Regions from separate parts of the Homo sapiens genome. Here region 1 is linked to region 2. Evidence: chromatin loops called from intact Hi-C (ENCODE). Cell type or tissue: Caco-2. All regions are shown on one strand. Links, peaks and the distances in the headings refer to the core of each region. The heading gives the core; the rest is flanking DNA.

What was found. Hi-C counts contacts between places; a loop is a spot of excess contacts. Peaks named below come from ENCODE experiments on the same cell type or tissue, not always from the same donor. Only the 100,000 strongest peaks of a DNase experiment are listed, where the experiment ranks them.
Region 1: a loop joins it to region 2, with 5 times the contacts of the local background. A loop is called at or near these places in 1 of 110 quality-filtered maps.

Annotation. Positions count from the first base shown.
Region 1 is chr7:96,247,449-96,250,375 of GRCh38, forward strand. All of the region lies in intron 3 of SLC25A13 (solute carrier family 25 member 13), which reads right to left. Among named protein-coding and RNA genes, the nearest start is that of MIR591, 29 kb to the left of the region's middle. RefSeq lists an enhancer at 1-1,341. In Caco-2, for the core only: no CTCF peak of the experiment used is centred there; no DNase peak of the experiment used is centred there.
Region 2 is chr7:96,173,772-96,176,698 of GRCh38, forward strand. The region is part of intron 11 of SLC25A13 (solute carrier family 25 member 13); the gene reads right to left. Among named protein-coding and RNA genes, the nearest start is that of MIR591, 45 kb to the right of the region's middle. In Caco-2, for the core only: no CTCF peak of the experiment used is centred there; a DNase peak (open chromatin) is centred at 1,310.

The DNA.
Region 1 (2,927 bases), core at 155-2,654, 74 kb after region 2:
TTTCATAATATTATGGTCATAATATTCAATGTAAGCAAAGAAAGATTAGGCTTTAAAATGTACTCGATCCTATAAAATAATTCCATCAATTGTATCTCAGATGAAAGATTATTGTACCCTCTTTAATAAGGACTAGGGAGAATGCACTCAAATTCGGCAACAAAATGAACTTAAAGAATAAGGTGCTTAAAAATCAAGGTATATAGGAATAAATACAAAGTATGGGATCCATTGTGCATTATCTAAAATTTTTTTACAGCTTTATTGACATATAATTGACAAAAATTGTATACATTTAAAGTGTACAATGTGTTATTTTTATATACATATACATTGAAAAATGATTATCACAATCAAGCTAATTAACACATGCACCACATAGTTGTCTCATATAGTTAAAATATTTTAAATGTTCAAAATTTAATGAAGTACTATATGGTTTAGATGTGGCAATATATAGTTTATACAGGGTGTTCTAGAGCAATGTCTGCATTGAGAGTAGCAGCTGGGAAAAAAAAAAAAAAAAGAAAGAGTAGCCGCTGTCTCAAATACTCTCCATCAGCCTACACCACCCCAAACAAGCATCCACATCTAAGAAAAACAATGTGCTTTTTCTACAGTCTCAACAGTCCTAATCCTATTACCACTCCCAAACCAAGGAATTATGATGTTTCTGAGATACATCATAATTTCAGATGAACCTAAATTCAGCCTATAAGCAATCACAGCTTTTCCTCTATCATCCACATTACAAAGGGGCTCCAAATTGTCAATGTTAATTTTAAAGGACACATATAAAAAGAAAATGAATCATCAAATGGCACTACTACCCGAATTTATTTTCTTACCACTCCTAGTATAGGAGAAGGGTAGATTCTAAAATCCTGGCAGCAAGGGCAGGGGGACTCATAGAAGTTCAGGGGCAGCATCAAAGCTGTCCACAGTCAACTTAGAATAACAAAAGAGAGAGGGTGGCCAAGAATAAATGAGTTCTTCTTGGTTATGGGGAATGAGATTCCAGATACTACTACGATGATGAAGTGGAATTTTTTTTCTTTTTCTTGCACCTGTTTCCTAATGCAAAATAAGAAAGAAACAGCCACACAAAATGGTGCAACTTGGACTTAGGTACCATGCTCCTACCTCCACTGCTCCAAAAATATTCATCTGTTTGCAAAAGTAAATAGAACCTCAATCACGAGTTCAGTCTGGGGGCTGGGAAGTAGTTAGCAGGAAAAAAATTATTTGGTTTTAATTGTATATTCCATTTTGGTTTCAGCACTCTGTTTTGAATGAATGTTTCTATGAGGCAAATTATAAGAAACAAATTGACAGCAAGGATAAATAAATCTTTAAGCAAAATATTTTCAAGATATACTGCTATCAGGAGAAATTAAATTGCATCTCTGACACCTCCATGACAATTCACATTCTGAATGATTAAGACATTCTACAATTTCAAATAAAATTTTAAGAAATTAAAACTAAATTGTATAAACGGTAGTGACTGGGAAAAGTAGCCTAATACCTTATGAAATGTTACAAATAAGAATTAAAATAAAAAGTGATTTCTAAAGCTGGGCACAATTGCACGTGCCTCTGTTCTCAGCTGCTCGGAAGGCTAACGTGGGAGGGTCGCTTGAGCCCAGGAGTTTGAGACCAGCCTGGGCAACGGAGTGAGCTCTCATGTCCATTTTTTGTAAAAAAGACAAAAAGTAATTTCTGCTTACAATATGCTGATTAAGTAGCATTTCTAGATTTTACTCCAAATCCACAGTAAACAGAATACTACTATTCCCACCTCTATTCCCAATACAGATTAAAATTTTACTACATGAACATAATTTGCTTGCTTAAAAACTGGCGCAAGATCTGGTAAAGAAAAAGACATACACATCTTTCATATTTAGTCATGTTTTGTTATACAAATAGCCACACCAAAATACAATGAATTCACCTATTAACACAGGCCACCTGTGAATATAGATTTTCTGAAAATAACCAAAGGAGTTTATTATGACTGTTTGAGCCCATTCTATTTAGGTTCATATTTTATTTTGCTCATGGAAGAACCTATATAAATGCTGAAAAGCAGTTAAGAAAAATTTTCTGTCCCAATTGATCTGGCATGTTTCCCCATTCTATGCCATCCTATCTCTGCACTTCTTACCAAGTTCTATGTCTAAAGGTCTCCTAACAATTTCAAGCTTTTTTAAAACGCAGGCCATTACAACACAGAACAGTAATTGTAAAAGATCATCAAAATTAGAAACTGTTGGGAGTACTTTATATTTTTGCAAGAGGAAATTAAGCTACACAACTTTTGAGACTCTCTTGCATTTTCTTGGTATAAGTATTGCAGAAAAGCAACATCAATATTTTAATGCTTTTTCCTTCAGAAATTGGTTACTGTTTTATTTCTTAACTTAGCAAAAAAAAAAAAAAAAACTCTAGGCCAGGCATGGTGGCTCACGCCTGTAATCCCAGCACCTTGGGAGGCTAAGGCGGGCGGATCATCTGAGATCAGGAGTTCGAGACTAACCTAGCCAACATGGTGAACCCCATCTCTACCAAAAATATAAAAATTAGCCAGGTGTGGTGACACACGCCTGTGATCCCAGCTAATCAGGAGGCTGAGTGAGGCAGGAGAATTGTTTGAACCCAGGAGGCGGAGGTTGCAGTGAGCTGAGATCACACCACTGCACTCCAGCCTGGGTGATAAAGTGAGACTCTGTCTCAAAAAAAGAAAAAAAACTCTAGAAGAAAGTACTGAATCAGAAAATCATAAGGCAAGAGAAGGTGGGTTTCAATATGAATTACATGTTCAGCTAAATCCTTAGGGGCTTTCAGGGTTTTGCCCAAGTAGATGCAATATCCTCAGTGAATCTAAAAAGTTATATTCTAAATAACTTGAAGAATAATGTGAA
Region 2 (2,927 bases), core at 153-2,652:
GCCACAGCTGACTGGACAATGTAAAACACCTAAAAGACACGCAAATCAAGAGTTCAGCAACCTGAGCCTGCTACCAAAAATAGAGCTGGCCAATTAGGATGCCTTCTCCAGGAGGATGACTGACAGTCTTTAGAGAAGAGGGGACAAGTTAGCACAGAAGCAACAAGATGAAAAGATGTCATGGGTGGAGCAAGGAAAGCAGCCAATTGGAAGTCACGTGTGTGCTAATATCACAAGGAAGCAGAAACCATGAATAAGCAGAGGAAGTGCATTGGTGGACAGATGAGAATGTGGAGCAAAAGGAATAGAGATTAAAAAGAGAATGCACATAGCCCATGAAAGGCACACAGGTGGGAGCGCCTGTCCCCATCACCTTTGGGTCCCACTGAGGCCAGCCTCCAGTGCAGCTCCTGCTCTTGGATCTGAGATTTCTACCTTCTTTCTCTCTTGTGTGAATGTTTATCAAAAGCCCCCCTAAGCTCTTGCTAGCTTGAGTGGGGCTGTGCTCTTTAGAATTTAAATGAGCTGAGGCAGCATATGAGAAAAAACGGGAATATGCAACCATTTGGGCAAAGCAAGCATTCTTATCCAAAGCAAGCATTCTCTCCTAAACTATACTCATGACACTCACTCACTGATCTTTCAGTAAGATATCTATAATAGGAGAAGGCTTGGTTATTACCTAATAAAAGTACAACATTAATTTCTACTAGTAATATGTGGGCATACGCCTGTTTAAACTACCTCTTCACAATTGAAATTTTCATCTTTCTCCCTGTATTCACATCAAGTAACAAAATGCTTAGTTAAACATTTACTTGCTAGATGTATTTTTCTCATCATTAAATTGTAGACCAAAATTGTGGATGGGTTGAAAGCACTGTGATTTAAATGATGAACTCTTGTCTCCATAACTATCCTGTGACAGTCTTTTTAAATGACTAATAAAAAAACAGGCCACAGAGCCTAATGACTACTGTGTTAGATACAATCACTTCAGCCAGCCTTTCAAACTACTGAAATTTATCCTTCTCACCATAAATTTAGTAATGCATTGTGAACGGCAAAAAACAGAAGGGAAAACCCCGTATTTAAGACTACAAAGAAGGCAACAAGTAGCTATTTGTTCAGCAAACATTTACCAAATGCCTTCTCTGTCTGCCTGGTACTGAGAGGAACTGGGATGAACACAGTGAGACTGGTGCCTCCCCGCTAAGAAGCTCAGAGTTTAGAGGGAAAGGGAACGCTAGTTGTCTCCACCTGCCAGATGGGGGACAAACCACCTAACAACAGCAGGTGCTGCATACCAGACCCCAGGGGCATCACAGGACTATGAGAACCCAGTGGAGAGAACCAGTTCTTCTGCCTGCAGGAGGGGAAAAAACATCAAAGAAGAGGAGATATTTGCCCTGGGACTTCAAGGGTGAGCAGAGGTTCCCCGGAAAGATGAGACAATGAGCAGAATGGAGGGCAAGGTGACCCAGGCAGAGGAAACAGTTGGTGTGCAAAGGCACCAACATCTTAAGGCTATGGCATGGAGTCAGGGCACTGGAGGCTGTGCTTGGATCACAGAAGACCAGATAATAAATAACAATATTATTAATAGTAGTGATAATGACAACAGCCAATATTTGGGGAGCACTCGCTATATCCACATACTACAGTACTGTGTGTTTTATGTGAATGAACACATTTAATCCACACAATACCTTACTTAAACAGTGGCTTTTGTTTTATCCACAGCAACTGAAGAAGAAACTGAGGCCGACTTTAAGGGAGCTGCCCATGGTGGCTCAGCTGTTTGATGGGGGAACGGGGTTCCACCCAGGCTGTCCGACTCCAGCCTGTGCTCTTACCTGGTACGCTGCACAACTTCTCTCCCAGGCCCACTAAGGAGCATGCACCAAATTCTGTAGATGCATGGGGTGGCTTTTAGGGTAAAAAGTAAAGTTCAAAAAGTAAAAAGTTCTAGAGGCAGGTGAAGGATAGTTTGCAAGAGCAGAGACCTGAGGAAGCTAGAGAAACTAGGAGTTTAAGGTAATATATTAGAGGCCCCGAGCTTCCTTATATTAAATGATTAACTTCAACTTAGAATAAAACCAAAGCACAAATCCATTCCTAAGACCTAGGCCAGATGCTGCCACTCACGGAAGTTGTTGATAAGAACCATTCTTGTAGTGACTACCTTGTCTGGTTAAACAGGAAAATGAAGGTGACTGGATTATAATCTGAGGCCCACTACAGATGTGGGCCTTGAAAACATGAGTCTTGGGTAAATGGTCTTTGTAAGAAGGTCATGATCTGTGAAACAATGAAAAGTCAAAGAGGTGGGAATTCCAAACTCCCTCCTTGTACCTTGACCTCAGAGGGAGGAGAGGTAGCACAGCCCAGTAATGCCTAAAGCAGAGAGTCTAGGTGAGGCACTTCATCACAACCACAATTAAGTCTAAAGTGCATATATATCTGACATCTGGGTAATTCAGCAGAAAAATCAGGTTTCTAATATAAGATGTTTCTGTTGGGTCCTGGAAATTCACTTTAACCATTTGAAACAGAGAATGGATGTGTGTGTTGTTTCTAACTTGTCAAAACAGCAGTCCATTTTCCAACTGCCTCAAAAGAAATTTATTAGTGTGGTTAGTTTTCCAATCTTCTCCTTTTAGTTCAGCTCCATCAGCACATATGGCAATGCTTCCTTGGCAACTCGACTCTACCAGAAGGCTGCTAATGCGAGAAAAGATTTACAGGGTACAGTATTAATGTAGTATTTTGTCTTCACATTTCATGGGTTGGAGATATAAATCACACTATCCCCTCTGAATTCAGTCCCTTGCGCAAACCAAGGAGCTGAAGGTGTGGGGACCAAGCCCAGATCAGGGGTCTCCAACTCAAGCTTCACAGGACATCCCCAAAAGAGGTTCCTGGGC